2 separate regions of the Homo sapiens genome follow, and region 2 is linked to region 1. Evidence: chromatin loops called from intact Hi-C (ENCODE). Cell type or tissue: PC-9. All regions are shown on one strand. Each heading gives the region's core, and the rest is flanking DNA. Links, peaks and the distances in the headings are about the cores only. Region 1 has its middle 140 kb from the start of KLF5. Region 2 overlaps KLF5 (KLF transcription factor 5).

The links. Peaks named below come from ENCODE experiments on the same cell type or tissue, not always from the same donor. Only the 100,000 strongest peaks of a DNase experiment are listed, where the experiment ranks them.
Region 2: it touches region 1 in a loop (2.5-fold over the local background); 2 of 110 quality-filtered maps call a loop at or near these places.

Annotation. Positions count from the first base shown.
Region 1 is chr13:73,187,636-73,203,978 of GRCh38, reverse strand. It overlaps the pseudogene RNU4-10P. Among named protein-coding and RNA genes, the nearest start is that of KLF5, 140 kb to the right of the region's middle. In PC-9, for the core only: no CTCF peak of the experiment used is centred there; DNase peaks (open chromatin) are centred at 8,678 and 9,498; H3K27ac peaks cover 2,159 bases.
Region 2 is chr13:73,059,622-73,075,964 of GRCh38, reverse strand. It overlaps KLF5 (KLF transcription factor 5), which reads right to left. Exons shown (of 4, transcript NM_001730.5): 2 at 13,231-14,104; 3 at 12,082-12,141; 4 at 1-257. The coding sequence ends at 79. Among named protein-coding and RNA genes, the nearest start is that of KLF5, 8.8 kb to the right of the region's middle. RefSeq lists enhancers at 1-430, 431-1,237 and a silencer at 16,197-16,286. In PC-9, for the core only: no CTCF peak of the experiment used is centred there; DNase peaks (open chromatin) are centred at 6,314, 9,864 and 10,824; H3K4me3 peaks cover 4,729 bases; H3K27ac peaks cover 6,040 bases.

The DNA.
Region 1 (16,343 bases), core at 5,578-13,577:
CTATTCTATCAGTGAGATAAGATTTCCATTCTCCTAGAATAAACATTTTAGATTCCTTGTGTGTGTGTAGACAAAATGGAACTAGTGAGTTTAATGGTCACTCAATGCATCAAAACATATTTTAGATTAGCCACTTCAGCACATGCCTCCACATTAGTCAAAAACAGACTTCCAGAATATTATTCAGTCATTAAAATAATTAAGTACTGATATATGCTACACAGTGAATGAATCTTGAGAACATTATGCCAAATGAAAGAAGTCAGACACAAAAGGTCACAAGCTGTATGAGTCTATTTGTATGAAACATCCAGAATCCATGAATCCATAGAGACAGAACACAGATTGGTGATTTCCAGAGCTGGAGAGAGAGAACAGGGAGCAACTGCTTTTAATAGGTAAGGAGTTTGTGAACGTACTAAATACCACTGAATTGTTCACTTTAAAATGGTTCATTATGGCCAGGCATGGTGGCTCACGCCTGTAATCCCAACACTTTGGGAAGCTGAGGCGGGCAGATCGCTTGAACTCAGGAGCTCGAGACCAGCCTAAGAAACACAGTGAAACCTCATCTTATTGAAAAAATATATTTAATAAATAAATAAAATGGTTCATTTTATGTTATATAAATTTCACTTCAATAAACTATTTTTTTAAATAAGCTTCCAGCAAGTGCACGAACCTCCAATAGCTTCCTATTTCATTTTATTCTATCCTCGACTGACAGAGTCATAAATACCCCTACACATCAACACTCACCTCCTCAACAAACTTCACAAGTGCCCACCTGGCCTTATCTCTCGGGCCAGGAGTCTCAATGTCCACCTAAAATTCTCCAACGTCCATCCCAAGCCTCCTTCAGCTTGTTCTTGCTTCTCTATGCATCTCTCTTTTCTGAACTCTTTCTGCATTCAAAAGAAGACATACATGCAGCTTGCAACCATAGGAAAAAAAATCTCGACGTCACTGATCATTAGAGAATGCAAATCAAAACCTCAATGAGATACCATCTCACACGAGTCAGAATGGTGATTATTAAAAAGTCAAAACATAACAGGGCCAGGCACAATGGTTCACACCTGTAATCCCAGCACTTTGGGAGGCCAAGGCAGGCAGATCACTTGTGGCAAGGAGTTCAAGACCAGCCAGGGCAATGTGACGAACCCCTTCTCCACTAAAAATACCAAAATTAGCCGGACATGGTGGTGCACGCCTGTAGTCCTAGCTACTCAGGAGTCTGAGGCATGAGAATCACTTGAACCCAGGAGGTGGAGGCTGTAGTGAGCTGATACCATGCCAATGCACTCCAGCCTGGGCGACAGAGCAAGGCCCTGTCTCAAAAAATATATAAAAAATAAAAAAACATGCTGGCGAGATTGCAGAGAAAAGGGAATGCTTATACACTGTCGGTGGACGTGTAAGTCAGTTCAGCCTTTGTGGAAGACAGTGCGGTGATTCCTCAAAGACCTAAAAACAGAAATACCATTTGACCCAACAATCTCATTACTGGGAATACACCCAAAGGAATATAAATCTTTCTATCATAAAGATATGTGTATGGTCATTGCAGCAGTACTCACAAAAGCAAAGGCATGGAATCAACCTAAATGCCTATCAATGGCAGGCTGCATAAAGAAAATGTGGCACATATACACCGTGGAATACTATGCAGCCATTAGAAAGAACAAGATGGTGTCCTTTGCAGGGTCATGGACGGAGCTGTAGGCCATTGTCCTAAGCAAACCAATATAGGAACAGAAAACCAAATACAGCATGTTCTCACATATAAGTGAGAGCTAAATAATGAGAACACATGGACACATAGAGTGGAACAACACACACTGGGGACTATCAGAGGGTGGAGAGGGGGAGAAGGGAGTGGATCAGGAAAAGTAACTAAGGGATACTAGGCTTAATATTTGGGTGAAAAAATAATCTGTACAGCAAACCCCCATGACACAAGTTTACCCATATAACAAACTTGCACATGTACCACTGAACTTAAAATAAAAGTTAAAGATAAAAAATAGCATGTAGTGTTTTAATTTGATACACATTATATGTATTGCCTAACCAGATCATAAATTTCTTTTAAGGCAAAATACCATGTCAGATACGTCATTGATTCTCACACTGCCTATTTTACTCTTGGGAATACAGGAAGGACTTAATAAATGCTTCATTGATTACTCATTAACTACTACTCAGGAAAGTTAATCATCTGTTTCACCCACTTCTCCTGCTAAGCTATAGTTTACCCTTTGTTTGGTGCAATTCCCAACTCGCTCTTTTCACTCCCTTGTTTAGTAAGAAATCATTTCTCTAATTTATTAGGGAAATGGACTAACTACATGCCACTGAGAAAGAAACACCACTAATACACCCAGTCCCAGAATCTAGGAGATGGGGTAAGAATGGTGATTTGCAGTAGCCATCTTTCCTTCATAGGGAATTTCTGAAACTGCAGCCCTTGTATTTGTTGTGTTCTGTAGAAAGAACAGATAGTTACAAATGGAAAGACTAATACAGATCTATGAAACTAAGCTTAGGAAATAACACTTTAATATATGCCCCCTCAACTAAAGAACAAAAATAAATAAATAAATCATTAATTGAAAACAATCATTTGTCCTACCAACTTCCTTTCACAAACCTCTTCACCCTCCCTTGTCCCATATATTTATTGTGTGGCATAAGGGGGAAACATTACTATGCTGAAGCTTTTATATAAGTGGTTCTGCTTGAGTAAAAGGGGGACATATGGAAATCAGCTAACAGCAAGAGTTCAAAGAGGGAAGCTGGAGGAGGAGGAGACATATTGGCTCTGGATTTGGGACATCCCAATGCGTAAATGTTTATAAGCCCAATAAGAACAAAGACCTGAATACACCTTCCAGTTTTAAGTAGCTTTCTTTTTTGAGAAGCAAGAAGCGATCATGGCTGTTTGTGCTGGGCTATATAGCAAAGGTCGAGAATGTCAGTAGGAGCAAGATATAGACAATTACATGAAATAGACATAGATCCAAACACAGTGGGACTCTGATAAAGATTAAAATCAGCATAATAAAGAAAGCCTAATTATCTAATATCAGAGATTGCCATTTTCATGGCATCATGATTATGTCATTGTGTTTCTATAATACATGCTGGTAAAGTCCATAACTTTGTTGTTTTATATATTATATATGTATTTTCTTTCCAGGATCAAGCTTCTTCTTTTAAAAACGTATTTTTAATGTTATATTTCATGAACAATTCCAGTCTGGCTTCAGAGCAACATTTTTCCACCCACATGGGAAACTGTGCCAAACCTTCAAGGTTTTGCAATACTCTTTTGTAGTATTCCTTTTATCAGGAAATCAAGTAAATATTAATTTTTTTCAAAAGAGAGAAGTATGTTTCCCTGCCAAACACCCAAGTTACAGTGTGATATAATATGAGCTATCAACACATTCTGTATGTTTTCCAAAGACTTCAATCGAGATACCACGGTAGCCGTTTGCTTCAGTGAGGGCTCACAAGTCGAATTAAGGGCTGAATTTATTCCAGAACCCTTAAACTTTTTTTTTTTTTTCGGGGTGGGGGGATGGAGTTTTGCTCATTGCCTAGGCTGGAGTACAATGGCGCAATGTTAGCTCACCGCAACCTCCACCTCCCAGGTTCAAGCAATTCTCCTGCCTCAGCCTCCCGAGTAGCTGGGATTACAGGCATGTGCCACCACGCCCGGCTAGTTTTGTACTTCTAGTAGAGACAGGGTTTCTCCATGTTGGTCAGGCTGGTCTCAAACTCCCGACCTCAGGTGATTCAACTGCCTCAGCCACCCAAAGTGCTGGGATTACAGGCATGAGTCACTGCACCTGGCAACCCTTAAACCTTTTCATAAACAAATAAACACATAGTTTAAGACTCTTGATATCTTTTTTCCTAACCATTCATAGCGTCAATAATTTCATTTTTCACAATCCCCAGATTTCTAAAATGCAGTAGTTATTAGACATCCTGCAGTGGGCTAAGAACCCATCCTACAGTGGGGCCATTTTTTCAACACGGACTATCTATACCGTAAAAAAAAAAAAAAAAAAAAAAATACAGGTTTGAAAGTAGAAATGACCTGGTCTCAATTCACAGACAGGACATTACTTCTAAGAACTACAAAGTGCCTTTATTTTTTGAGGTTTAAATACATTTTAAAGGCACCATAGTGTTGGTTCAAAGAAGAAGAAAGAGAAGGAGATTATTAAAAGGACGTTGGGTGAAATAAGAAAAAAGTCAGAAAAGAAGGATTGCCAAGAAATTTAGTCTCTAGGACACACTGGAGGCTTGAGATTAAGTTTTATTTCTCTCCAAAATTTCCGGATGGAATTGCATCTGTAGGAATCCTGGCTCAGATGAGTCCTCTTGGAAAATCAATATATCATAAAATCCAGAATTATTTAAGTTTTAAACACCATCAACATCAAACCAACACCGACTAAAAACTAAATAAGTGGACATGCAATTCACTGGAGACAACCACAACCAACACCATGTGCAGCTCAACTCAGAACTCGCTGAGGGAAGAATTATTCTCCCACAATTTAGACTAACAAATCCACATTCTTAAAGTTTCTCAGACGTCTAATTAAAAGAAGCCCTCTTGGATGATAGAAATATGCCTATGCGTATAATGACTCATTCTATGGCATATCATTTTAAGCCTGTAACTCATTATCAGTTAAATAACATAGGGTCTGGAATGCAATGATAGATGTTAAGGCTGGCAAAGGAATGAGGCCTCACACTAGCAACTGTGTGTGTGCATGTGTATGTGTGCATATGTATGTGTGTGTTTGTCCCACCCATGAATATAGTAGTGTTGACAAATGAAACCATTTGGAGCATTCGTTTTCTGAAGTTCCTTGTTTGATCAGGCCACAGTAGCTATTTGATTAAGCCATTATAGGCCTCCCTATTTGCCAATGAGGAAATCGTGATGAACAATGAAGGCTTTTTCAAGACCACACATAGAAACATGTAACATCCCTGCAGAAACTGAGCTCAACCTTGGGAAAAAGAAATCATCCAACATTTGTCAGACTCATTTGTCCATTCACTACAAAATGCCTATTAAGCACAACCCCAGCAAGTTGTGTATTCAGCAAGTGTTGGGCATCCAGCCACTATGTAACCTGGCCCAAACTACTCAGAAGAAAACCATCCTGGGGGCTAAGAGGCAGAGCACCAATGCTTCTGATTGGTAGCTGCAGCTGTGAAACACCTTGTAAAAGAAACAGTGGGCAAACCTGAGAGCAATGCAATTTATTCCTTTCACAGCAAATAGTATGAATTACCACTTGATAGTCAATCATTTCCTTAGACTTACACAGTCTCCCAGGACAGGACAAGGTAGTGATCATGAACAGAGGACAGATGGCATCCTTCTCCATATGAAAATGGAGTCCAATCGGATGTTAATTTTTTTTTCTCTTTTCAGACAGAGTCTTACTCTTTTGCCCGGGCTGGAATACAGTGGTATCATCACAGCTCACCGTAACCTCAAACTCCTGAGCTCAAGTGATCCTCCAGCCTCAGCCTCCCAAGTAGCTGGGACTACAGGCATGTACCACCACACCTGATTTTTTTTTTATTTTTTTGTAGAGATGGGGTCTCACTATCTTGCCCAGGCTGGCCTTGAACTCCTGGGCTCAAGTGATCCTCTCAACTCAGCCTCCCAAAGTGTTGGGATTATAGGCATGAACCACAGCACCCAGCATTTTTTTTTTTTTTTTTGACAGAGTCTTGCTCTGTTACCAGGCTGGAATGCAGTGGCACGATCTCTGCTCACTGCAACCTCCCCCTCCTGAGTTCAAGCGATTCTCCTGCCTCATACTCCCGAGTAGCTGGGACTACAGGCGTGCACCAAACACCCAGTTAATTTTTGTATTTTTAGTAGAGATGGGGTTTTACCATGCTGGCCAGGCTGGTCTCGAACTCCTGACCTCGTGATCTGCCCGTCTTGGCCTCCCAAAGTGCTTTGATTACAGGCGTGAGCCACCGCACCTGGCCTGCACCCAGCCTTATGTTATTTTAGACGACTTGTTTGAACATCAGAAACTTATTTTCTTTAATCCTGAGGAGCAAATGAGTTTACAGTATTACACTCCGAAGAGATTGTAAATTCTACTTGGTAGATGAAGAGAAAGAGAGGAGTGACTTGTCTTTGGGCATAGTGTCAATTAACAGAAAACTCCATGCAAATAAAAAATACCCATAAGATTTTCATCCCACTCTTTCAGATGCAGAGGAAAAGTCTAAATCATAGTTGTAAGCTTGTAAATATTAAGGCTATGCATATGGCTGTAATAGTAGTTTCTATATGAGGTCAATTTGCCACATTCAAATTTTTATTAAGTACTGCATTGCTATCACATAAAGACAGAGCGTATGTAAAGAATCCATAGAATTGTAAATTTTAAATGAGTAGATTGTATGATATGTGAATTATATCTCACTGAAGACTGAGAACCAAAGTTGAAGAACCAATGCTTCCAGATTAAAAGGGCCCACCAAGTACCCAGTAAATAAATTTAAAATGTCCTCTCCTAAACCATCTCATTGGAAAATTTCCAAACCCTAAGGATAAAAAGAAGACTTGATAATCTTACAGAGGCTGGGTACGGTGGCTCATGCCTGTAATCCCAGCACTTTGGGAGGCTGCGGTGGGCAGATCACCTATGTCAGGAGTTGGAGACCAACCTGGCCAACATGGTGAAACCCCGTCTCTACTAAAAGTACAAAAATTACCCGGGCATGGTGGCAGGCACCTGTAATCTCCGCTACTCGGCAGGCTGAGACAGGAGAATCACATGAACCCGGGAGACAGATTTTGTAGTGATCCGAGATCATGCCACTGTACTCCAGCCTGAGTGATAGAGCGAGACCGCGTCTCAAAAAAAAAAAGAAAATCTTACAGAGATTCTCATCTGCAAAAGAATGAGAATCACGCTCATGTAGGATGGCTCACTGGCCCTGGACACCTGAAGACACTGGGACATGGTTTTCATTGCTTTGAGGGAAAATGATTTTTGACATAGAATTCTTTATCCAACAGAACTATAAACCAAATATAAATCAAGGAGGACTAAAAACATTTTCCTCTAAGGCAATGTTTGTTAGAAGGTTTCTTAAGGATTTACTACACAAAGTGTGGATGAAAAAAAAAGCAAGAAAAGAAGAAAATACAAGATTTAGAAAACAGTCAATTCAACCTAGCAGAACAAAAGAGAGAAGTCCCAAATGCCAGCTGGGGAACTGCCTTGGAGTGGGGTGGGGAGGACCAACCAGATTGCAGCCAAAGGACAGACGGCTCCTAGAAAGTATCTAAGAATATTCCCTTTATTCCATGAACTGGCTGCAATGTTTCAGAAATAAAAGCAAATTACATATGGGATAAAAGTAGATAAAGATGTAAGTTTTTTAAATCCTCACATCTCATAACAGGCATTTCCAATAATAGGAAGTCAGGCCAGGCATGGTGATTCACACCTACAATCCCAGCACTTTGGGTAGCCGATGCAGAGGATCACTTGGGCTCAGGAGTTTGAGACCACCCTAGGCAACAAGGTGAGACCCTCTATCTCTCCAAAAATATCAAAAAATTAGCCGAGTGTGGTGACACATGCCACCGCAGATACAAGGGACGTTGAGGCAGGAGGATCACTTGAGCCCAGGAGGTCAAGGCTACAGTGAGCCAAGATCACACCATTGCACCCCAGCCTGGGCAACCGAGTGAGACCCTGTTTCAAAAATAAATAAAGAAACAAAAGTAAAAATTAGAAAAAAATAAAACAAGATGAGGAGCTTGTAAACCCAAACTTAGGGGTGTAATCAAAATATACACATCAACTATGGAACTTGGTAAACTGAAATAAATGTTAAAAATGATATCTCCAGGCTGAGCATGGTGGCTCACGCCTGTAATTCCCAGCACTTTGGGAGGACAAGGCAGGCGGATCACGAGGTCAGGAGTTCGAGACCAGCCTGGCCAACACAGTGAAACCCTGTCTCTACTAAAAATACAAAAATTAGCCAGGTGTGGTGTGGGCACCTGTAGACCCAGCTACTCTGGAGGCTGAGGCAGGAGAATTGCTTGAACCAGGGAGGCAGAGGTTGCAAGTGAGCCAAGCTCATGCCATTGCATTCCAGCCTAGGCAACAAGAGCAAGACTCCATCTCAAAAAAAAAAAAAAAGATACATCCCTTCCCCTAAAAAAAGGTGTAGTGGGTGATTAATTTGATTCTAATTTGGTTAATTCTGCCTAAAAATAAAGCAAAGTTGTATAAAAGAGGTAATATTTGAGCTAAACCCTAAATTATTGGTAGGATTTTGATGGAGAAAGGAAAAGCTGTATTCTAGCTTATCCTAAAATGTATTCTACAAAAGGACAATCATTTGTAGGCATGCAAACCAAAAGCCAATTACACCTTCCAGAAAGGAACTATTATTTTTTAAATACTCATCTGAAAAGAAGAAATATTCAGAATATTTTATGCTAAGCTCAGACTTACTTGTACCAGAAAATACTTTCTGAGCTTGTGAGTCACTTAGTTACTTAAAGAATAAAATTCTGAAAGAAACAAGATTATATTGTGTGTCAGTGACCATGAAGGTTGAATTCATTTACCTAGAACAGTTTCTGTTGACTTAACTATGCTTTAAGTTTACTTCTCTAATTCTGTAATGAAAGTAGCAGAGCTGGTTACAGGGAAAATGTTCATAGTGAATCACAGTTTGAGTGCTTTTGTTCTTTTTATTATTTTTTTCTTAGAGCATGTCTTGGTAATTTCTAACTCCAAGCTTATTTTATTGAAGTCTTCAATTTATAACTAAATCTGTTATTATGCCAACAAACTTGATCTACATATTTTATTTATTTATCATTGATTTTTTAAAAGAAATGAGGTTTTTCTAACCAAAGTCAATTTGGAGTCAAAATAGATGATATACACTAAAATTTCATGAGGAGTTTTCTATGAAGTCATTTGAGGAAACAAAAATCACAAGAACTTTTGAATTAAAACAAGTTTATTTTTGTTGCCAAATATTTTTAAAATAATAATTCTGCTTTTTAGCACCTGTGTGCTTTTTAGTCAAACACACCAAAACGCCACCAGGTTGAGAGGAGCAATCTGAATACTTTAAAAGCTTTAAAAAATAGATTTAGCAGGTAATTATGATTTTTATATCATAAAATTTTATTAAAATCTCCTCTGTCTCTTGTTTATTCTTCCACTTTACATGTTTAATCTCAACTGCCTTCACATATCAACCTCATTTACTCAAGCAGAGATAAGACCAGCGGGAAAGAGAAAAACGTACCTTATTATTTCAAGTCGACAAATAGTTATTGAGTGCCTATCTTGTACAGAACTATGCTAGGTGCTCTGGAGAATATGAAAGTAGCATGATACCTGACCTTTGTCCTCATCCTTGTATAGAGAGATCAAATCAGTGGGGCATTGCAAAACAGTGCAATATGAGAATAAATGTTCATGGCATGGGAGGGGCACAGACAGGAACTCACAGATTCAGATAAGGAAGGGCTCAGGTTGAGCTACAGTGGAGGGAAATGATGGCCTCCAGAGAAGATCTCGGCCTTGGGGGATGAGTTTAAAGGGTCAGATGGGTAGAGAGGATAAGCAAGCCCAGGCAGTGACATGAGCACAGATGCAGAGACAGGAAGGGGTAGATTGTATTTGAAGTTCTAGTTTGGCCAAACTGAGATAAACTCACCATTAGGGAGAGTGGGATAAGGTTGGAGTAGTTAGGAGCAACTTTGCAGGCAGTCTTAGAAGTATTATGCAGGCAATAGAAAACCATTCAAATGTTGTGAGATGGAAGATGACCCAGCAAAACCAACTTTTGGGCACATTCCTACTGCAACTCTGTACAGAGGAATATTATAGAAGTGTAGGATAGAAGGGTATTTGACTTTCCAGATGTGAGGTGATGGGAATTTAAATCATTAAAAATACTTAACTAGGAGGCCATTGGGCTAAGATGGCTCCAGTGCCTTGGGTTCCGACATAAGCAAACCAAATCCCAATTTGATGTAAACAATAAAGCAAAATCTAAGCTTAACCAATTAGAAACCACCAAATAACCTTTAGCTAGAAATCTGACCAATCAGAAACCACCAACTGACCTCTAACTAGGGACTTTTCACATTGGCTAATCAAATGTTTTCTCTGTCTTGCTTCCAAGAATACTTGATGTTTCCTCTCTCACACACTTCCCACACCTCATGGAGTGCTGAACCACTTGAGGTCTGATGATGCTCAATTCATGAATTGCTGAATGCTTAAATTCATTAAAATTTTAATATGACTAAATGTATCTTTTAACACAATTATGGTTGGTGGTAGTAGAAAAAAATAGAAAAGAAAAAAATGGAAAAAAAGAAAAAACAAGAAAAGAAGCCAGGCATGGTGGCTCCTGCCTATAATAATTCCAATTCTTCAGAAGGACAAGACGGGAGGATTTCTTGAAGCCAGGAGTTTGAGACCAGCCTGGGCAACACAGTGAGATCCCGTCTCTACAAAAAATTTAAAAAAAATTAAAAATTAGCAAGGCATGGTGGCATGTGCCTATAGTCCTAGCTACTCAGGAGTCTGAGGCAAGAGGATCACTTGAGCCCAGGAGTTCAAGGCTGCAGTGAACTGTGATGGCACCACTGTACCCTAGCCTGGGCAACAGAGCAAGACCCTGTCTCTAAAAAAATAAAAGATACTAAAAAATAAAAAAACAAGGAAAGAATCAATTGGATCTGTGTATTGACTAATTTGAGACAGCTCTTAGATGTATTCATAAACGTAACTATAAACTCCAATCAATATGTCCAAAACTAAGCTCAGAATCTCCGTTCATCCAAACCTATTCTTCCTCTCGTTTCTCTATCTCAGTAAGTGGTACCTTTATTCTTCCAGTTGCCCAAACCAGAAACTAAAATGGAAGATGTTGCCTCGTCACTCTTCCCTTCCCACAGCCCCATCTCTAATATATCACCAGGTTATAATATTTCTCTATTATTTCTCAAGTCCACCCACTTCTTTCCAACTTTTTGCTATTTCCCTCATCAAGGCCACTGTCAGTTCTTGTGTGAATTATCACAGGACTCCTAAGACATCTCCCTGCCATTCACTATTATTAAAAAGACAACAACAACAAAAAAAAACAGATGATGGTGAGGATACTGAGAAAAGGGAACTCTTACACACTGTTGATCAGAATGTAAGTTAATACAATCACTGTGGAAAACAGTATGGGAATTTCTCAAAAAACTAAAAATATAACGACCATAAAATCCAACGTTTCCACTACTGGGTATCTACTCAAAGGAAAGGAAATCAGTTTATCAAAGGGATACCTAAACACACATGTTACATGTTTATCACAGCACTATTCATGATAGAAAAGATATGGAATCAACCTACATGTCCATCAATGGATGAGTGGATAAAGAAAATATGGTACATATACGCTATGGAATACTATTTGACCACAAAAAAGAATGACAACATGTCATCTACAGCAACATGGATGGAACTAGAGGCCATCATGTTAAGTAACATAAGCCAGGGTGGAAGGACAAACACTACATGCTCTCACTTATATATAAGAGCTAAAAACTTGATCCCATGAACATAGAGAATAAAATGATAGACACCGGAGAGTGAGAAGGAGGCAGGAATGAAGAAAGGTTGGTTATGGGTACACACATAGGGTTAGATAGAAAACTAAGTTCTAATGTTTGATAGCAACCTAGGGTAACTATACTTAGCAACAATATTATGTATATGTCAAAGAAACCAGAAGAGAGGACTCAAAATGATACCAACACAAAAATGATAAACACTCAGGTGATAGATGCCCCAAATACCCTGAAAACTCTCAGGTGATGACAGATACTCCAAATACCCTTACTTAATCATTACATAGTCTATGCATGTAACAAACACTCATATGTATCCCATAGATATGTACATTATTATATATCAATAAAGGGGAAAAAAATCTCCCTGCCTTATCCCACTGTTCCCCTACCCATTTTCAAAACCATAGCCAGAATTATATTTCTCAATAATGTCAATCTGATATCAGCAACATTGCAACTTAAGCTACTCACATGTGCAAATAAAATGTAGCTTCTTTATTTTCTTTAATCTTCATGGGTCCTCATCCAACAGAATAGTGGAAGAGAGTATAAAGCAGTTAAACCTGCCAATAGAGGGCACTTTCATTTCCTCTGTTTTTTTTAATACTGAAATATTCAGTCTCCATAGAGACTGTCAAAAATTGCCAATGCCAACTATATTGCAAGTTGTCACGGCCAGGTATTGGGAAAAGTTTTCAATTAGCAATAATTACTCCTGGATAAACCTCATTGGCTACAATACTGTCACTGCATGAAGCTCATTTCTTCTATTTTTAAGTCTTTTTAAAGTTGTTCTAACTTCCCTGGAATTTTGTTGTAACTCACAGCCTTCCTCTCTCTCATCCTTTCATCAACAATATCAATCCTATACCCTCTGGGAATCTTTATCCCACACATTGAAAAGATGAGGTTCCCCTAGGTGATGATTTCTCAGTAGTACTTCCCTATTCAATCATCAATCCACTAAATATACTTCATTTTGTGTGTAAAACTTGGCTTATTTGGAAATACCCAAGTCAAGACTGTTCCCTGTCATACAAGTTATGTAACTGATGCCTGGGTACTTTGTGACCTGGTGAAACCAGTAAATTAGCCCTTTAAAGATTCCAAAATCTTACCAGGGACAGCAATGAGATGGCCTCCAAGAATTCTGAACAAGAACGTTAAGATTATTCTGTGAATACTAGATTTTTTTTTTTTTTGAGACGGAGTCTCGCTGTGTCGTGAATACTAGATATTTTTTGGTGTTGCAGATTTTTGCTTTTTTCTGAAAAAAGTAATAAGCTTATTGTAAGATGAATCCTATATTTGAAAATCAACATGAATGGAGGCATAATAGCTATTAGTTTTGCCCATCTGCCACTCTTTCTCCGCTTTTCCTTCTGTGAACAGGCACCACCAACTTCACAACAGGGTTTTATGGGACTCATCTTGGAGTCTCATCTCTTCCTGGACACAGCAATTGGTTCAGGGGTGGACGCATGAACCAAAAAGAACTACTGGGAATCTTCCCAAAATGTCTCTGCCGGGCTGCCAAAAGAAGAAGAATCTCTTATTTCTCGAGTCACTAAATCAAGGGCTGCCTGCCAGACATGTCATCCTCTCCCTCACCTCCTCCACGAGGGAGAGAGTCAGGCTGCCATGGAAGAGAATGGAGCTGGCTTCAGAAGGAGGCAGAGACGAGACAGACAAATAGAGAGGCCAGACATCATTCAGGTTCTCAGTTCCAGTTGTCACTAAAGCCAGTGAGACATTTTAATCTGGTTCCATTTGTCAGTGCATTTCCTTTTGTTGTTTAAGCTAAGGTGGGCTTCTATCACCACAACCAAGAGTCTTAACAATTCAGGATGAAAGTGAGGATACACAAAATCAGAACCTTGGTAATACTAGTGTTTGTTTCTTTGGATAAACAAGCAAATGCTGCAAAAGAACTCTAGAACTTCTTCCCATTCACCACAAAATGTAAAGAGATACTTTCACTTTCTTATGAAGTTTCTCATTCACTTGTCATTATCTGATACCCACACAATATCAAAGACTTGCAGTGTCTTTCTTACATTGTTCCTATTATTACATATTCAAAAAAAATCTTGTTTTAACTTTTCTTAGTACATTATCGTATCAGTACCTTTGCATTTAAAAAAACAAACTTTAAGAAATGATTAACAATTTCTAATGCAAGATACCGGTTTCTCTCATTCCCAGGAGAAGGAGAAGATGAATGCCTCATAATAGGATTTAGAGAGAAAGAAAAAACAGCTTTCCTTAGGCTGTTTCGACACATTGACATGAGAGATCGCGCTGCCTGATCTCAGCAGGGAAGAGCTTGAGGAAGGCAGGAGATGGGCTAGGAAACAATGGAGACAAACGAGGTGCATTTGCGAAGACCCCCACCATGGGTTCTCCTTGCACAGTTTCTTCAGTTGATTTGGAATGCTATAAATTTCTGGAACACCAGACACACCCAGGTTCCAGTGCAAGTACAAAAACATATCCCACGCCAAATCCAAATTATTTTTGTATCATCTACCATTTGAGATTATGCCCTGTTCTTCCCCTTTCCCTCAGAGCAGATAAGCAAGAATCAACTGTGTAGTTATTAACTAAGAAAAAGAAAATGGGATGAATGGGTTGATGGGAGATGCTGCAGGGTCACAATGGACGACTGAGCAGAAGACTGTTTGGTATCACATCCCCAGCTCGATCAGTGGCTTATGCAAGAGACTGAGTAACTGCTTACCTAATTTTACTGCTAGGTGAGAACAACATGTCCTTCCTCCTTCCTAGCATGCTATGAAAACTAAAGAGATAACATCTTAAAATACTTAAATACTTGGAAAAAAATGATAGCATAGAAACATGATATTACCACCACACTCCAAGGTAGCATATATTTTCTTCATACACAGTACAAAAATTTTCCATAACAGACCCCCCAAAATTTGAAAAGCCAAGGAATTCCTACTTGCTTTGTGAGTAAATCTCTTATCAAGAGCTTAGAGAATGTAAAATTCATTGTGCACATGTACCCTAAAACTTAAAGTATAATAAAAAAAAAAATTACGGAATTTTTGTTAGTACTCTGTGTGTCATAATTGGGATTATATTTTTAAATAAGTTATCTTTTAGAGATATATTCAAAATACTTATAAGTGATATAATGTCTGGTGTTTTCTTCAAACTAATCCAGGAGAAAGGAAGAAAAACAGCATGGTAGTATAGATAAAATAATTGGACAGAGTTTATAATTATGGAAGCTGGGTGATGCATATCTGGGGATGAATTATATAATTTCTCATATTTTGTATATATTTAAATTTTTCATAATAAAAACATTTGAAATGCTAAAAAAGTTAAAGTAAAAAATAAAACAAAAAAAAGAGAATGTAAAATTTAACCCTCTGCTATGTGCACTTATTTGATTTCAATAAATGTTACACATATTCAAGTGAGAAGAATATTTGATCAAACACTTTAACCAAGGATTAAAATGAAGTCTTTATAAATTATATATGAACGTTCCCTTAGTTTTGGAGGAAATAAAAAAGTATAATTTCAGGGTTTTTTTATTCTAACTCTATTTTGGAATTTCAAAGTCACTGATACCTTTAAAAGATATATATTTTTTAAAACTTATCTAAAAGGCAAATATGACATGGTCCTTACTACATAAGATGAAGGACTTTAGTGGCTTCTAGACTTGTACATAAGAAATTGAAATTTTAACTTCTAAATTTCAAGTTCAGATCTATTAATCACAATTGCAAAGTTCCAGGAAGAATTTTATGCAAAGTGCTGTAGATACCTAAATATGGATTAGGTCGGAATTAAATCTATTTCAAGTTAAGTGCCAACTCTAATCACTTGTTAGTCATTTCTAGAACCCTGTATTTAAAAAATTCTGAGGTCACATCTAGTTTTAGCAATACAGAATACTGTGATCAATTGACAATGTCTGCCACAGGCTCAGAAATGGGACATGGTGAGCACGGTGACATCAATGCATTGTATGTGCCGTCTCTGGGGTATAAAGCAATTGTCCCTTAATATAGTAACACTTTCATTGTTAGTGATTACTGTCTAACTCAGAAGTTATTTGAATTAGTCACTGTTCTCCAAAAAAAAAAAAAAAAAAAAAAACAATATATAGGATGGAAGGAGAGAGAGAGAGAGAGAGAGAGAGAGAGAGAGAGAGATTTATTTTAAGGAATTAGCTCACACAATTCTGAGGGCTGGCAAGTCTGAAAATTTAGAGGGGAGCCCAGCAGGCTGGAGACCCAGAGAAAAGCTGATGTTGTAGTTTAAGTCCAAAGGCTGTCCAGAGGCAGAATCCCTTCTCCCCCAGGGGAACCTCAGTCTTTTCTCTTAAGGTCTTCAACTGATTGGATGAGGCCCCCCAACCTCACGGAGAGAAATCTGCCTTACTCAAAGTCCACTCATTTAAATGTTAATCACATCTTTAAAAAAATCTTCACAGCAACATCCAGACTCCTGTTTGACACAAATCTGGGTACCATGGCCTACCCATGTTGATATAAAAACTTAAACATCACAGCATTAAGAGTTATTTCTTGGCCGGGCACAGTGGCTCATGCCTGTAATCCTAGCACTTTGGGAGGCCGAGGTGGGCAGATCACCTGAGGTCAGGAGT
Region 2 (16,343 bases), core at 5,859-13,858, 130 kb after region 1:
GTTGTTTTTACACAGGAATAGTTAGGTCTGTCATTTGAGGGAGCCCAGGGGACCTGGAACGGGTCACACGGGCAGTGCTCAGTTCTGGTGCCTCTTCATATGCAGGGCCAGGTGGTCAGAGCGCGAGAAGCTGCGGTTGCACACCCCGCACTGGAAGGGCTTGGCGCCTGTGTGCTTCCGGTAGTGGCGGGTCAGCTCATCCGATCGCGCGAACCTCCAGTCGCAGCCTTCCCAGGTACACTTGTATGGCTTTTCACCTGTGACAACGAACAAAGGAGGTAAAGCGGCCTGCTTGTAATGCAAACATCCTAGATAACACCGGAGAAGGAATTTCAAAGAAAAAAAAAATCTTGGCCAAGCGAAAGAAGGAAAGCTCATGAATTCCATTATGAGTAAATACATATCAAAGCCACTCAAAGTAAGCTAGTTAAGAGTTATTTCTTATAACCTCCAAGTATTTTTTACCTCATAAAGAAAAAAGCATTTTGTGTACCTTTGAACAACTGAAGAATAACAATTTTAGACAAGTACAAAACGAATCAGTGCCCTTATTTTTATGTACTCCTACACACATAAATCCAGGAAATGACTAGATGAGCCTGAGTGGCTTTATCATTATTGTGCAAATACAGTTTCTATACCAACAAACCCAAATTAAATTATTATAGGACTAATGGCTGTAAGGTGGGTGAGGGAGGAAAAAATTCAGAAGCTGTTGCACGAATCACCTATACATTGAATTTCATGTACCACAACTGCTTAACCAGAAACTGGTCCTAGATGTTTCTAAATTAGCCAGACAGAAGCTTGCAGCTCATCAATCAGTTCACTTGAAAACATGGCCTCCAAAATGGACTATTAGGGCATTCACTCTTTGAGAGTCACACACACCTTCACACACCTTCCTTTTGCAGATTGAAGCAAAATAGTCTGGTACTGATAACTTCACATTGGTAAAAAAAAAAGACCATGAAACAACTGTAAAAACTGACATTTGTTGACTTGTATTTAGTTTTTCTTTGTCATGTGTTACACCCAAAATTCATTCCATAAACAATTCGCCAAGCATCTATTATAGGCCAGGAACTGTCCCAAATACTTGTGATACAATGGCTAACAAAATAAAAACAGTTGGCCTCATGGAGCTTACATGTGTAATATACATCTAAAAGTCTGAAATTGTTCAACCTACCCATTCCATTCTTTCACAGTTCTCTTCCCTTGAGTATTGAGTTGGTATGTTCCTCCCTCCCATCCTGTAATGTATATTATTCCTAATGCTCCCCAAAGCTTGCCAGCTGTTTAACTTTCAAAACCACTAAATATTCATAATGTAGTCTTAATTCTCTGTTTGTGAAGAATCCTACTGGAGATCATATATTCCAGTAGGAATAAATGCCAAAACGTTCTTTCAGTGAGCATTAACTAGCAGTTCCTACATTTATGATTTTATAATTTTCTATGAATTTTTTATAAGAATTCGTGAGATAAATTTGTATATTAAAGTATTACTGGCTTACTGCTGAGTTTTATATAGATACTTTTTCACCTCTTAAATTCCCTTAAAAAAATGTTTCCTTCTGAAAGGGAGGAACCTCAGAGTTGCTTTGAACACTTGTTTAGTTCTGACGAAACAGAAACTGCACAACCTTTCTGCCTAATTTAGCAGTATCATGTTCAGGAAGTTGTAGGATTAACCAAGTCAGTCTAAACTTTAAAAGACCCTGTCCTCATCAACTGAGATTTCTACAATTTGTGGTTAATATATTTTTGTTGTCATGATAACCACTCTGACTCTCAGACAAAGAAGAAAGTGCCAAAACAGACGACATGAAAGTGGTCCCAATTTTTTTTCCCTTGAGAGTTCACCTACATTTCCCATGGTATGGATTGCTGTGCCATACTTCCTCTCTTCTCTCCTCTGCCTCTGACCCAGACAGTTTTTGTTTTAATTCCCTTTCTGGTTCCTATCAATCCACTTTAAAAATGAACATCTCAATTCTAGAAGTTTTTTCTCCCCTCATAGTAGATTCTAACCAGAAATTTAACCTAAGACACTCAAGCCATTTACAAAACAAAGTATAAATCACGTTCTGTCACTTACAATCACATAAAATGTCTGATATATAGAAATATTTTAACACCAGTAGTAAATATAGCTATCACATTTGTAGATGTAAATTGATCACAAAAAAAATTTTTGCACAGTACTATTAGTTTTTGTTCCCTGTGAAAAATAAACCACAGAAACAAACATATTGGTTAAATACTTTACTGTCATTTAATGGAAAGAAAAAGTTATTTCTGATGTCTGAGACAAGGAAAAAAATTCCTATAGTGCTCCCAATTTTAAAAGAAATCATTCTAGTCTTTTGAATTTAATAATTAAATAGCAGAACTGAATTTTCAGAGTTTATGTAAGAAACAAGGGACACTAGACTCTTTTTGTTCACTATTTTTATTGGCTATGAAGCAATAAACTGCACCAGTATTTTTTAAAGTTTACTTTACTGATTGCTTGAAATACGGTAGCCATTAAAGTTTCTAAAACATTTGGGGTTTTGCTCTCAATTTATGCACATCTATAGAGTATTCAGCCAAGAATACTACCAGTGTCTGGAATGTTAGTTACTGGGGCCAAGTCTTACCATAAAAGTAAGGACAACTATCCCCCCACTTGGGGCAGTTTCTATGGGATTTGTTCAAGTGTCAACACCGTTCAAGTAAAACATCGTAGAGGAAACTGGTACCCAATTTCTGGCCAAACAGCAGACTTGGGCCTTTCTTCCTCAGCCAGAAACACTATGCACAGTACTTCTGGGAAACCAAACTGACTTCCTTTAAGTTATATTTCAACAGGATAGAGCTTTCAAAAGTTTAATTGGATTTTTACAGAATCTCTTTCCAATACCACCAATTTAAAATATTTAGTTAAGCTCTTTCAACATCAACTGTATTTTTAAGTTCTCATGCTGTTAACGTGAAACTTTCCAAAGGCAAAAAGAAAAAAGTGACAAGTTTGTACAGCACAGAAAACAAGCTCCCACTTTATCTCAAAGTATGTGTTTTCTCATTCTGTTTTTAAATTACAGGAGTATTTTGCTAGAATCTCTAATCTTTGAAAACTATGTTCAAGTTAAACATGCATACTATCCACGCTGATAAAGTCATTAACATACTTTACAAAAATGTTAAGCAGAAACATTACCGGTAAAAGGAAAAGGGAGCAGGCACCAGCAGCCATGGAGCACATACTCCAGAGCGAGGTACTTCTCATTATCTCGCTTCCTCACAATAACCCCGTAGAGTTAGAAGCAAAACGATGAGCTCCACATTAAGAATCCTGGTCTGCCACTTTTCCTTAATGTCTCACTTAAATCTTCCATTAGCAAACACTAATACACTCTCTTTGAACGATTTAAGGAACACATACATATTGTTCAAATTCATTTCCAGATTCTAAAGCCACTTGCGAAGGTCAGCTAAGGAATGGCTTAATGGACTCACAGCAAGCCTTGAACCCCAGACGATCTGAAACAGAGAGCACAACCTGGCAGTGCCAGCCTCTGTGGGGCCTGTGGGGTCCTGAGCACTGTTCAGGTATTGCCAATTCCCAGGTATCACCTAACGATAGCTCCTTTCCCCCAGGGTAAGTGAATTTCAGTGGGTTAGTGGAACATGTTTGTAAGCCATTTTAAAAATCCTCAGCAACAAACTGAAAATTGTCCTTTTTTTTCCCCCCTCTGAATGACTTCTGAACCTATCACAATGGAATGGGAAGTTTCTCTGCTCTGCTGAACACATTCAATAGACATACCAAGGCCTTTCCCTAAAATGTTCTACATAGATTCTTCTAACAAAAGAATAAAAATCACTGATAAAATATTTATCTTAAAATAGTTATTTTAGATAATGTTTTAAAAGTTTATTGCAGCAAATTTACACATCGGTTTCCTTCCTGGTGACTAAAAGACAACTCAATCAATATCTGATAAAGCTAAAATATCATGAGAATTAAAGTCACTGTTTATTAGTGAAGGTGTAACCTGTACTAAATGCCTTGCAAAACTCAAATAAGACTTGGTTTCTGGCCTCAAAGAACTTAAAATCTTGTATCTTGTTCTGCGAACCTAAACAATCCAAACTTTTAAAGTAGAATAAATTATTTCAACCTAATCTAAACTCTTAGAACTTAAGAGTCCTTGAAGCTCAAAATGGGCTCTTATTTCAAGAGGAAAATATTTTCATGCAATTCAATAATAATTAGATTTTTCCCATCATTTGAGACTTACGAAATTTAGTCTCTGAAATAGGCTCATATTAGATTTGCTTCTAAAAATCAAAAGGGAGAAAAATAGGAAACACTTATTAAAGAAATTCATAGGAAAATGATTTAGATATCTAAGAAAAGAGATAAAGTAGGAGGATGATTTTAGCTCACTAATTCATATTTTTACGTCTATGCCAGTAATTTTCCATCAAAAACCTTTCTATTAAAACTCATTGTCACACATTTCCTATACTTGGAACAGAAGGTCCATATCAAAGATTAGTATTATTAGCATTTGTAAATGCATCTAATTATTTACCAGATAACACCATCAATATTGTGCCCATTCAACCTAAGGAAGCTGATTGCCAAAAACAAAAACAAAAGCAACAAAAGAGAAATTCCTTTCTCTCCTCAATTTATATTTATCACTTTCTTTAAAATCCGATACCTCACTCCTTCTAGAAAGCCTCTGAACAGACCAGGAGAGATCATTTCACTTCTCTGTATCCCCATCACTGAAATTTCTGTTGAGCTATCAATTTGCACTTGCACATATACTGCTTTAGGAAGGCTTCAAATAGTTGTATTTTGCCTCCTTAACTAGCTTTTAAAGTTCCTCAAGGGCAGAGACTATCTTCTATTCCTGCTGTAATGCCACACTTTCCCTAATGCATCTTGAAAACAACTCAGTTATTCTGATTAAAGAAAAGGAGGGAAGGCATAAAAGGTTCTTGTGAGGCTGTCAGCTTTTTATTCTTCTGTGGACCCTCCTGCAGCAGGGCTTTTGCCTGGCTTTGCCCTGCCCAGGACCACTGAGAGTAATCTGGTAATACGCATTTAGGTGAGAACCATGTTTTGAGCCACTTCCAGAGAAAATAATCGAATGAGTTATTGTCCATTCTGAAGTTATACAGGGATAAACTCTGTTTAAACAAATTGTCTTAGGTAGAACTGGACTGGACTTCAGGAAAGCCAAGACATACTAGAGCCCCTAGCACTGGTCAAAGGCAGCGAGGGGACTTCTCCCAGGGCCAGAAAGCACTGATCTGCCAAACCCAGAGAGGGAATGGGTGGGATCACGATGTCAGGGGTTACACTTACAGTCTACATCCTAGCAGAGATTTGGAATCTCTGGGCTCCTAAACTACTGCTACTTCTCCTCTGGGTTCCCAGTAAACATTATGAAGACTATCCCCTGTCATTAATAGAGTTAATGAAATCAAATACCAATTCTTCCGTCTCCTGATAACGAGACAACACTCGGATTCACTTTCTTATAATGGGAGTTCGCACTGACGTTAAAGTGTCAATGAGGAATTTCACCTTTTCTTTTTGTAAGCAAAACAGAAAAATCCTCTATTTTCATTTTTTCCCAGTATGGAATGAGTACTAGATAACCTTCCCTTTAATTTGCACTTCACATGGTGACCCTGACCAGTAGGTCTCCTCCCAACTCGTAAAGGTTTACCTTTTCATAAAGTAGCCAAAAATAAATTTATTCTTCTATATAGATATTTTTAGGTAAAAGTTACCTACTGTGCACTTCTAAAACTGTAACTTATCCTTAATAAGAGTTGTTGTTTGAGATCCTTGAATATAAATAATACTGGCTAACAGACTAGGAATGCTGCTACGGAGATACTTTTACTAAAGTAGGACATTATTTCTAATCTTTCACTAGAAACGATGTAGGCCATCAAGTAAACAGCTACTACATTCTATAGAACCAAAAATATCTGCCAAATTCTTGGGTGACTGTATTATTATTTTTTAAAAACATTACTCTCTACTTTCAAGACTAATTATTTCTATCTCCACTCCAGCAATTCTATTTAGTCTATGAACAAAAGGGCAAGAAGAGATTATTCATCTTTGGATTCTCCACAAAACCAGTAAAAAATATTTGCTGAATCAAATTATACTTAACTTTTGATAAGCTTTATCATCTCTAAACAATGTTTAATCAATTTCCTATGTAAATGTTTCTCAGAAGAAAGAACAAGTCCTAGAAGCAAAGTTTAATCTTCCCAGTGAGTCATTAAAAAGAAATTGCTTCTAAGCTTTCATGCTCATAAATACCTTTCCTGGGGTCTGAACCAGCAAGTCTCTTAAGCTACTACTTTAAAAAAAAATTGTTTGAAATTATCAATACACAAAATAAATTTCAAAGCTGCAAATGAAAAAAAAATGGAAAAGAATGAAAAGAATGTTTAATAAAATCTAATACTAAAGGCTAATAAATGTGATACTTCCTCTGCAATAGTTTTCAAATAGAGACTCAAAAAACCACTGAGTCCTAAATCTCTTCCTGCAAAAAAGATTTTGCCTGTGTTATCTCTACCAATAAAACAGGTTACACATTTAACCACTATTATTTCTCGATTCACATTGTAAGATCTCCATCCATTAAGGCCCAGAGTGAAAACCTTTGTATACAGTTTTCCTAAAAAGCCTTTTACCCTTTTCCCACAGTTCCACAAAAAGAAGAGTAACTTATGTTCAGAACACTGAATGTTGCTTTTAGTAAGTACCTGCAATGAAAATATCTTTATTGTCAATATTATCGATTTTTTATTTTTTATTATTATTATTTTTTCAGATGGAGTCTTGCTCTGTTGTCCGGGCTGGAGTGTGGTGGCATGATCTTGGCTCACCACAACCTCTGCCTCCCAGGTTCAAGCAATTCTCCTGCATCAGGCTCCCAAGTAGCTGGGACTATAGGCATGTGCCACCATGCCCAGCTAATTTTTGTATTTTTAGTAGAGACAGGGTTTCACTATGTTGGCCAGGCTGGTCTCGAACCCCTGAACTCAGGTGATCCACCTGCCTCCGCCTCCCAAAGAGCTGGGATTACAGGCGTGAGCCGCCACCGCGCCCAGCCAAATATTATCGAGATTTTAAAACCAAAAGCTATGTTTAATATATTCCATGAAAAATGACTTTGGAGCAAAGACCTAGAAAGGAATTTTTTTTTTTTTTTTTTTTTTTGAGATGGAGTCTCACTCTGTTGCCCAGGCTGGAGTGCAGTGGCACGATCTCAGCTCACTGCAACCTCCGCCTCGTGGGTTCAAACGAGTCTCTTGCCTCAGCCTCCTGAGTAACTGGGACTACAGGCATGTGCCACCACGCCTGACTAATTTTTGTATTTTTAGTGGAGATGGGGTTTTGCCTTGTTGGCCAGGCTGGTCTCGAACCCCTAAACTCAGGTGATCCACCTGCTTCGGCCTCCCAAGTGCCAGAATTACAGGTGTGGGCCACTGTGCCAGGCCCTAGAAAAGAAATTCATATCTAAGGATCTTTTAGTACCCAAACTGAAAGTCAATATATTCAGCAGCAAATCTCAAGTACAGATTATACGAAGTATAACTAATAACATCTTACTACACATGTCAGTAGGCAATAAAGTCTTCTGCAAAAGACAGTAAGGCAGAAAATGGGAATGTAACCCCTTTACAAACTAGGCTTCCACTAAAAATCTTTCCAGGACTTAATGTGGAAATCTTTCCTAAACAGGGAATCTTGAACACAGTGCTTTAAGAGTCCATTTTGTGAGTCTGGCGTGGTGGCTCACGCCTGTAATCCCAGCACTTTGGGAGGCTGGGGCGGGTGGATCATCTGAGGTCAGGAGTTCGAGACCAGCCTGGCCAACATGGTGAAACCCCGTCTCCACTAAAAATACAAAAATTAGCCGGGCGTGGTGGCAGGCGCCTGTAATCCCAGCTACTTGAGAGGCTGAGGCAGGAGAATCGCTTGAACCTGGGAGGTGGAGGTTGCAGTGAGCCGAGATCGCACCATTGCACTCCAGCCTGGGGACGAAAGCGAGACTTCATCTCAAAAAAAAAAAAAAAAGAAGAGTGAATTTTGTGTTCCTATGTTATTTGTACAATGTTTCCATTTTCTCCTACGGGCGTGTTTCAAATTGTCCTTTTCCATTGTCAATCTCCAGTAAGCCACTCTGGGATCACTTAGTACACACAGAGTCCAATGCATGGAGTCTGGGTCTGAGGAATACTTGAGCCAAGTGTGTGTTGTTCAAAGACTTTCTTTGTACAAATGCTAATTTCTTGCCCTGTTCCAGATAGCTGAAACGGGGGAAAAAAAAGAAAGAAAAAATCTAGAAACGTTACCGTACCCTGATTTCCCAACAGCTTTTCCATATTCTCTAAGGTTAAGTGTATATCCACGCACATGAAGGGAACCGCTAGGACTTCAAACATCTGTGTTGAGTTCATGGTTTACTTTTTCAGAACTTTTTCTCTGGTAAGAACTTTTTAAATTTCTACAAATTTTTGTTTGAAGATACAGTCAATATATTTTCCTACTGATTTCAACTTGCCTCAAACCTTTGCAAACTTAGACATTATTTTAAATGTTCATTATATTAAAGAAAAAAGTAAGGTATGTGAGCATATAATACTGGTTGCAATAGACAGTTTATCAGTCATGTTGATTTATAAAGACAAAACAGTATACTTGGGAGCAACTTTAGAGTAATAGCAATGTGTTCCGCCCCTTGTAGACATCATGAGGCATACAAATTTCAGTACAATGTTCATTTAAATGCTGTTAAAAGTACAAATATTTTGAATTGGAAATACACCACTCATTGACATTGTTACCTAGAAGCAGCCATAATTATTTCTCACCAAAGGCATGATAAATGTATACACACACATACTACAAATAATACATGCGAACATCCACATCTATAAGGGGTGCTTCTACAGGCCTTATGCTATACTATGTATGTACAGATATAAATAAAATATAATTATTCCCTAGAATAGAAGCAAATGTTTCCAGTATTGTCTAATCACACAAAGAAGACAGAACTTTGTATTATTTATATGCGATTTCCTGATAAAGAAATCAAAGTATATGAACTTAGAAGACTTGAATGCTATACTTCTGGTTTAAGAAACTGATATATCATCTACTCTGTCATCTCAGATTACTTAAAAAGTTCTATTTTGTTAAGACTATTATTTGCTTAGGTTCAATTTGCAACCCAAGTTAAAGAAGCACTTCCAATCTAAAAATCCAGAAGAAGTAATTAAACTCAGATGTAGGCTGTTTTCATTGCCTAAATTATTTTTAAAACATAAGGTAACTTGACATTTTAAAGCAATTACAATTATTTTCCAAAGAAATGCTAGGGTGCTTCACATTCTGCCTGTAAAACGACAATCATTTAAAGAGTATTTTATGTCATCAACTGTTGTGTGGTTTTTAAAGTCCTCTGATCAACGGTCCGAGAGGGAGGAGGAGGACAGAAAGAAAACCAAAAAAAGCTATTACATAAGAGAAGTAATTTAGAAAAACTGTCCTAACTGTTCTACCTGGGCCTTAAAGGGAAAGAAAAAAAAAAAACACCTTTGCTGGCTTCAGATACATTCATTTAAAAACAACAGGCGGGCAGGGTGGGGAGGATGCAATGAGAGAACAGGTAATTTTAAAAGGCATTGTCTAGAAATGAGAAATGAGGAGAAAACAACCTCAATGCTCTATGATTACCCAAGAACAGGTTTAGCCAGATGAACAAGTCTGCTACAAACCCTCCCCAAGGCATTTGAAAGACTATCAAACAAAACTTTATTAAACTGGATTACATGTTCTCATTCATTAGATGTTGAAGGCCACAATGTTTATGGTCAGGTGAAAAAGCTGATGCAAGGGACCCAAACCAGGTCTCGGTCTTCTTTTCAGTCTGTTTTTATTAGTACAAGCATTGTTAAGACAACCCACGATTAAATGTATTTGCCGGCAGGTCAAGTTCCTGAATCGCAGGTATAAGCATTCAGGGCACTAAACCCTGACGGGGTGAAAGGCTATTCAGATATGGGTTTGACTACATCCCTGCAATAAGTAGTTGATTACATCGTTATATGCAATTGTGCTCTTTTATTAGGAGACTTTAAACCCAGGAAAATGTGTTCCCTCCTATCTCTCAAGGACTTCCAAAAGTGAAAAAAACAATAGTTCAAATGTCTTTATATTTCCATTTATATTCTGTAAAAGGACATTTTGGTATTTCTACATGGAATATTTTCCTGGCACTTGTCATTTGTATTTTGAAAACTTTAAGTTGGAGTTTTTATAACATGCTTAATTCATTTGTGTTTAACTATAAAAATTTCTACCTTGGGCTGCCTATGAAGGATCCTTCCTCTTATGTAATCAGTTTGTCTCCATGCAAAAACCTCAGGCCAAAACAGCCCGCTCATTTCATAGATAAATACATAAGATGCCTTCTCCTTAAAAGCAGTTTCTCAAAAAGCCCTGGAATCTACAACATTGTCATCGGATTTTAGTAAGTAGTGTTTATCACTGGGATATCAAGCAATGCTTCCTAACATGCATACAAAATGTCTGCAACCATATTCCTCTTAGGGCTCTACCTCAGCACTGACCTTTGTTCAAAGGCTTTTACTTTTTAATGCAGCAGTTAGAGATAACTACTTCATTTATCAAAACTCAATTTCCATAGTAACATCTAGCCTCGGGAGATTCAAGTCCTCACACTAATCCAACAACCCATTCAAAGGAACTGTTGAATACTTTGGTTTCCATAGCAATGATGGAATAATACATTTTGCTAGGTCATTGCTTTTATTAGCAAACTTATTCTCTGAACTTTAGGTAAGGCTGTATTTATTGAGGGAAAAAAACACAATCACTTTATATAAGTTCTTTTCTTTAGGGCTGCTCTTTTAAGAAAATCGCAAATAGTAACCATCTATATATTTGACAATATTTGGAGTATTTGGGGGGCCTTTAAAGTATGCCACCTGGTTTCATCTTAAAATGGCTTCTGATATAATTTTAAAGTTTAAAAGCTCTTAAAAGTGCTGGTCGGGCGCGGTGGCTCACGCCTGTAATCCCAGCACTTTGGGAGGCCGAGGCAGGTGGATAAAGATGTCAGGAGTTGGAGACCAGCCTGGCCAACATGGTGAAACCCCATCTCTACTAGAGATACAAAAATCAACTGGGCATGGTGGTGGGGGCCTGTAATCCCAGCTACTCGGGAGGCTGAAGCAGGAGAATCGCTTGAACCTGGGAGGCAGAGGTTGCAGTGAACTGAGATCACACCACTGCACTACAGCCTGGCAACAGAGCAAGACTCCATCTCAAAAAAAGTGACTGCTATAGATTGAACAAAGCAAATACAAAAGTAGAGGAGCTAAACTTAAAAGCATATGTAAACAAGAATGAATGTAAGCTAGAATAAAGATCAAGTCTCTCACACATACCAAGTTTAGGCTGGGGCTTGTAACCCATTTCTGACCACCTGATTTTAACACTGCAATTTCAGCACTACCTTTCATCAAGCACAGAAAACATACTAAACACAGATATTTTAACCTAGAGGTGAAACTAACGTTTTCACCAATTATGCAGTACACTCCAAATGGGAAAGTTTTTAAGAGTTTAAAATGGCTTTCTCAGAGCAAAATTATTTGCTATGGAAGAAAATGAGTTTTGTTTTGTTTTTTTTCCTTCAAAACACTGCCAGTATAAGTTTTAAAATCCATTAGTAAACATCGCTGTTTACATTTTTGGGTAATCAACTCTGAGCGGTGACAGGGCAAGAAGGCCTTAGTGAGGGAACATCACCGGCCTTCCTGGAACCAGATTTCTCATGGAACTGAATTCTGAACCAAGCCTGTGCTGAAAAGGTAGGCTATTTAAAAAAAAAAAAAAAAACAAAGTTGACAGGAGAAGAGATCAAACACGTGTTAGCTTTTAAAAGGATGAATACCACTTACACTATTTACACAACTCACAGAATTAACAAGAAAATTACATACCAGTGTGAGTCCTCAGGTGAGCTTTTAAATGAGAAGACTTGGTATAAACTTTTGTGCAACCTAAAATAAAGGAGAACAGCATGTCATTTTGGAGATCCTTTTGAAATCTTTACATTTGATGATTCAGTGTTTAAAATCTGGCTTTAAAGAAGAAATCTCTCATGCTAGATGAGATTATTTGAAGCTTCAGTTTTAAAAGTTTTAAAGAGCCCTCCCCCATTACCTTATTAAAGGCATGAAGTGATTTGTTTTATGTATCACTTTAACAGGAAAGAATACAGATAATCAAGCCAAACTACAAATGGAAAATTTGTGTTTATATTCCAGTAGGTGCTGTACTTCCGTATTAAGAGCTGCTATATGTTTTTTTAAAAATTTTAATGGCTCTAGAGCTGACAGTACTAAGCCATTATCCAAGATGACTGTAATTTTCTGTACTCCCACATTTCTTCTTTTTTCATTTAGCACGTCATGCCATATCATGTATCAGAGTCAATAAATTTTGCCATGTATTAATCATAAACTAGCTTTCCCAGTAACTTGTAAATATATTCCATGTATTGTCTTCAACTTATACTTTGGGCCATGTATGTCATTCAAAACTGAGCATATGCTCACGTGCCATCAAAACCATTCTTAAATCTGTCTTGTAGACAGTCTTGTACCTAACATCAAGCTAGCTGCCTGCAACCTCCACTTCACCACCAAACCTTATTTTCCCCCACCCTACTTTAATCTCTTTCTGGGGCACTTAATTTAGAATTAAAAACTGCAATTTATTCAATTGCCATTTTAAAGTAACTCTGGCCTAACTCGAAATAATATGTATTAGAAATTCAAATCTGTTTTAATATTAAAGAAAAAAAAATCCAAGGGAACTTTTTCCAGAATATTCTAGCCAAGTTTTTGATGCATAACATAAGCAACAGACAACTAACTGGTTTACATACCAAAGTTAAAGCACAGAGATAGGATAGAGAAAAAAAAAAAGGTAATTTTTTTTTTTTTTACTGTCAAGTACAACTTTCCTATTTAAAGCCATGAGGTTGAAAAGGGCACGCGCGTGCACACACGCACACGCGCGCGCACACAGACACACACACACACACACTACATCTATTGATGCTTCAACCAGGTAAGAGCACATACCAGGGTAATCGCAGTAGTGGATGCGTCGTTTCTCCAAATCGGGGTTACTCCTTCTATTGTATCTGACAGGTTGGATGTTTTGTGAGTTAACTGGCAGGGTGGTGGGTAAATTTGGATTGTGAATTGCCAGTTTAGAAGCAATTGTAGCAGCATAGGATGGAGGTGGGGTTAAATTCTGGAGCATCTCTGCTTGTCTATCTGGACTTCCAGGCTCTGAGCTTGGTGGTGACGGGGGAAAGTAAGTGGCCTGTTGTGGAAGAAACTGACTTGGCATTGTGTATGTGCAAGGGGGCATGCCCTGGAATTGTTTCACTGCAGTCTGCGGAACAGCAGAGGTGTGTGTGTTAAGGCCTGCCATGGCAGCTGACATAGAAACATTAAGAGTGTCCATTGCTGCTGTCTGATTTGTAGAACTGGGCATATCTAGATCCGGTGTATTCAGTAGCTGGTACAGGTGGCCCTGCTGGGTAGGGACAGAAAGATGAAGATCTGGTGTAGGAAGTTCTTGTTTGATGAAAATATTGTTCACCTCTGGAGCTGCGGTCTGGTGTGAGCTGAATATACTGGTGAACTCAGGGAGGGCCTGGGTCGGGGCCGGAGGAGGGGCAGTCGTTTCACTCTGGTGGCTGAAAATGGCAACAGGTTCTGTCTTGATGTGTGTTACGCACGGTCTCTGGGATTTGTAGAGGCCAGTTCTCAGGTGAGTGATGTCAGGGAGGAAGACGTTCATGTTGATACTGTAAGGTAACCCTTCAGTGTCAGTGAAGAACTGGTCTACGACTGAGGCACTGTCTCGTCTATACTTTTTATGCTCTGGAATTATAGGAACTGGAGGAAGCTGAGGTGTCAGATACTTCTCCATTTCACATCTTGTCTAAAAAAGAAGAGATATAAAATGCATAATCCACCTGATTCACCATCTCGGGAAGAACGAACAATCGGCGCCTACTAAAAATTCCCCCAATCCCTGTGTAAGGTACTAGGGCAAACTCCTCAGTGTTGCTTATAAACATATCAGGCTTATTTTGTCGATTGTGTAATAACTGGTTGACCAAAACCTTATGAAACTCTGTGTAACTGGTAAAACTGCTCCCCCAATCACCCCCAAAAGTGAAAGACGCAAATCAAGAATAAAAAAGAAAGCAAACTTAAAACATTCCATTCTGATGCAATAACAAGGTACCATCACCCCTGTACAAGCAGGATTCCCTGCCCCATTACACAGTTAAGTTTGCAATTAGAGTACAGTATTGAAATGTTGCCAAACTACCTCAATTCTGTTTAAGTCACAAACATTAAAAAGCGTGGTTTTTTTTAATAGAAAAAACGATGCAAACCTTTAAAATATTGCACAGGTTTCTTTTCTTGACTAGATACTTCAAAAGTAATATAAAAATATTATTTGGCTATTTCAGTGTCTTTTCTTGTTTACAGTTCAATGAGAAATTAAACACAACGTTCTAAGCAAAACCTTGTATCCACTGAAACAAAACAATTTCACATTCAATATTTGATCTAAATGTTGATTTTCATCAGCAGATCCTGTAATTGGTTAATATGATAATGAAATGTTCCTATTCATATCCCTATCTAAAACAGATCTTTAATTACCTAGGGGAAAATCACTCCCTTGGTAGAGTGCTGCTAAGGAGCCCGTGGGTGGGGAGGCTGCTGTATCCCTAGCACAGTCATCAGCAAAACATTTATCATGTCCTTCTCAGTGGGCCAATGCTACATTCCCCCCTACTCTGTAAAAAGCTCAGTCATCCCTTATCTTCTTAGTGCCTCCAGAGCAGAAAATTGACAAACTGAAATAACCAAATACTTTTCAAACGGTGATCTCTTTTCTAGGCTATAAACCAGCTTGTAACAAGTCGCCTCAAGCCTTTTCCAGCTATCTTCTCTCCTAGTATAACTTAAGCCTACATTTTTTAACACTGAAAAGGAAATTTCGAAAGATAAGAAAACCAACTAGATGGAATGGCGCATATATTAGCTGTGGCACCTTAACAGGTAAATAAGACAGTCATTTTCTGCTACTACTTCATTTCAAATGCGTTTCATCTCGGACCTTGGTGTGGATGCGGACGGGGTTTCCCGGATAGACATGATTTAAAAATAAAAATTAACGCTCTCATCATGTGAGTCACATCTCTGACAAACGCCACTGCCCTCTCACAGCAAGACCCTGGCAGACCCCACGGAGTAGGCGCTGGGTAGCAAATATACGACACGCCAAAGAGCTACTAAATGAAGTGTCTTGAAATAAACTGAACTAAACCCTTTCGTGCACTGCGCTCCCGCGGCGGTTAGTGGTTTCTGATTTTAGCTCTTCCAGCTGTTTGCATGTGGGTATGTTTCCAATTTTTTTTTCCTTGGGACAGGCTAAAAGTCCCGGGAAGTTTTTTCTGGGCTATATGACTCCCTGCGTGGGCGAAAGAAACAGGCGGTTGCTCTAATTCGGCTGCTGGGCAAGTGTAAAAGCCAACTGCCAGCTTTCAACGCGGCTCCGGGAGGAAATTTACGTGCACACGAAGAAAACAACACCCCCGGTCTTTTTTTTTTTTTTTTTTTTTTAAGGAAAAATAAGCGCTCCGACACAACCTTAGCTTTCCTAACTCTCATTTTCCAAACGCGGCCCGCAATCGCTTCTAAAGCAGGTTGAGCCACCGGGTATGAAACCTTGGGGAACCTCTCCCCAGCACCCCAATTTGCGTTTCTACTTAACCCGAGACGATGGGGATGGGGGGGAGGGCTCCAATGCCTTGGCATTGGAGAGCGGTACAGGCGAAGGCGTAATTTAAGTAAAACTGAGCGTAAGGTACAAGGTTTCGTCCCTCAAGTGTAAGAAAAACAACTAAGGTGCGCGTGAGCACCCAGTTCCCTCCCTCTTACCTCTCCCAGGCCGACCCGCCGGGGCAGATTCCCCTCCATCCTTCCCACCCCCGGCCCCCCCCCCCATTTACTCTCAGCGAAACGCGGGGCCCCGGCCAGGCGTGCAGGGCGGGGCTGCCCACCCAGCACCGGCTCCGGTGCGCCCCGACGCACGCCCCAGCCTGGAGCGGCCCCTGTCGCCCGCGAGTCGCAGCAACGGGACACGCCCGAGCCCGGGA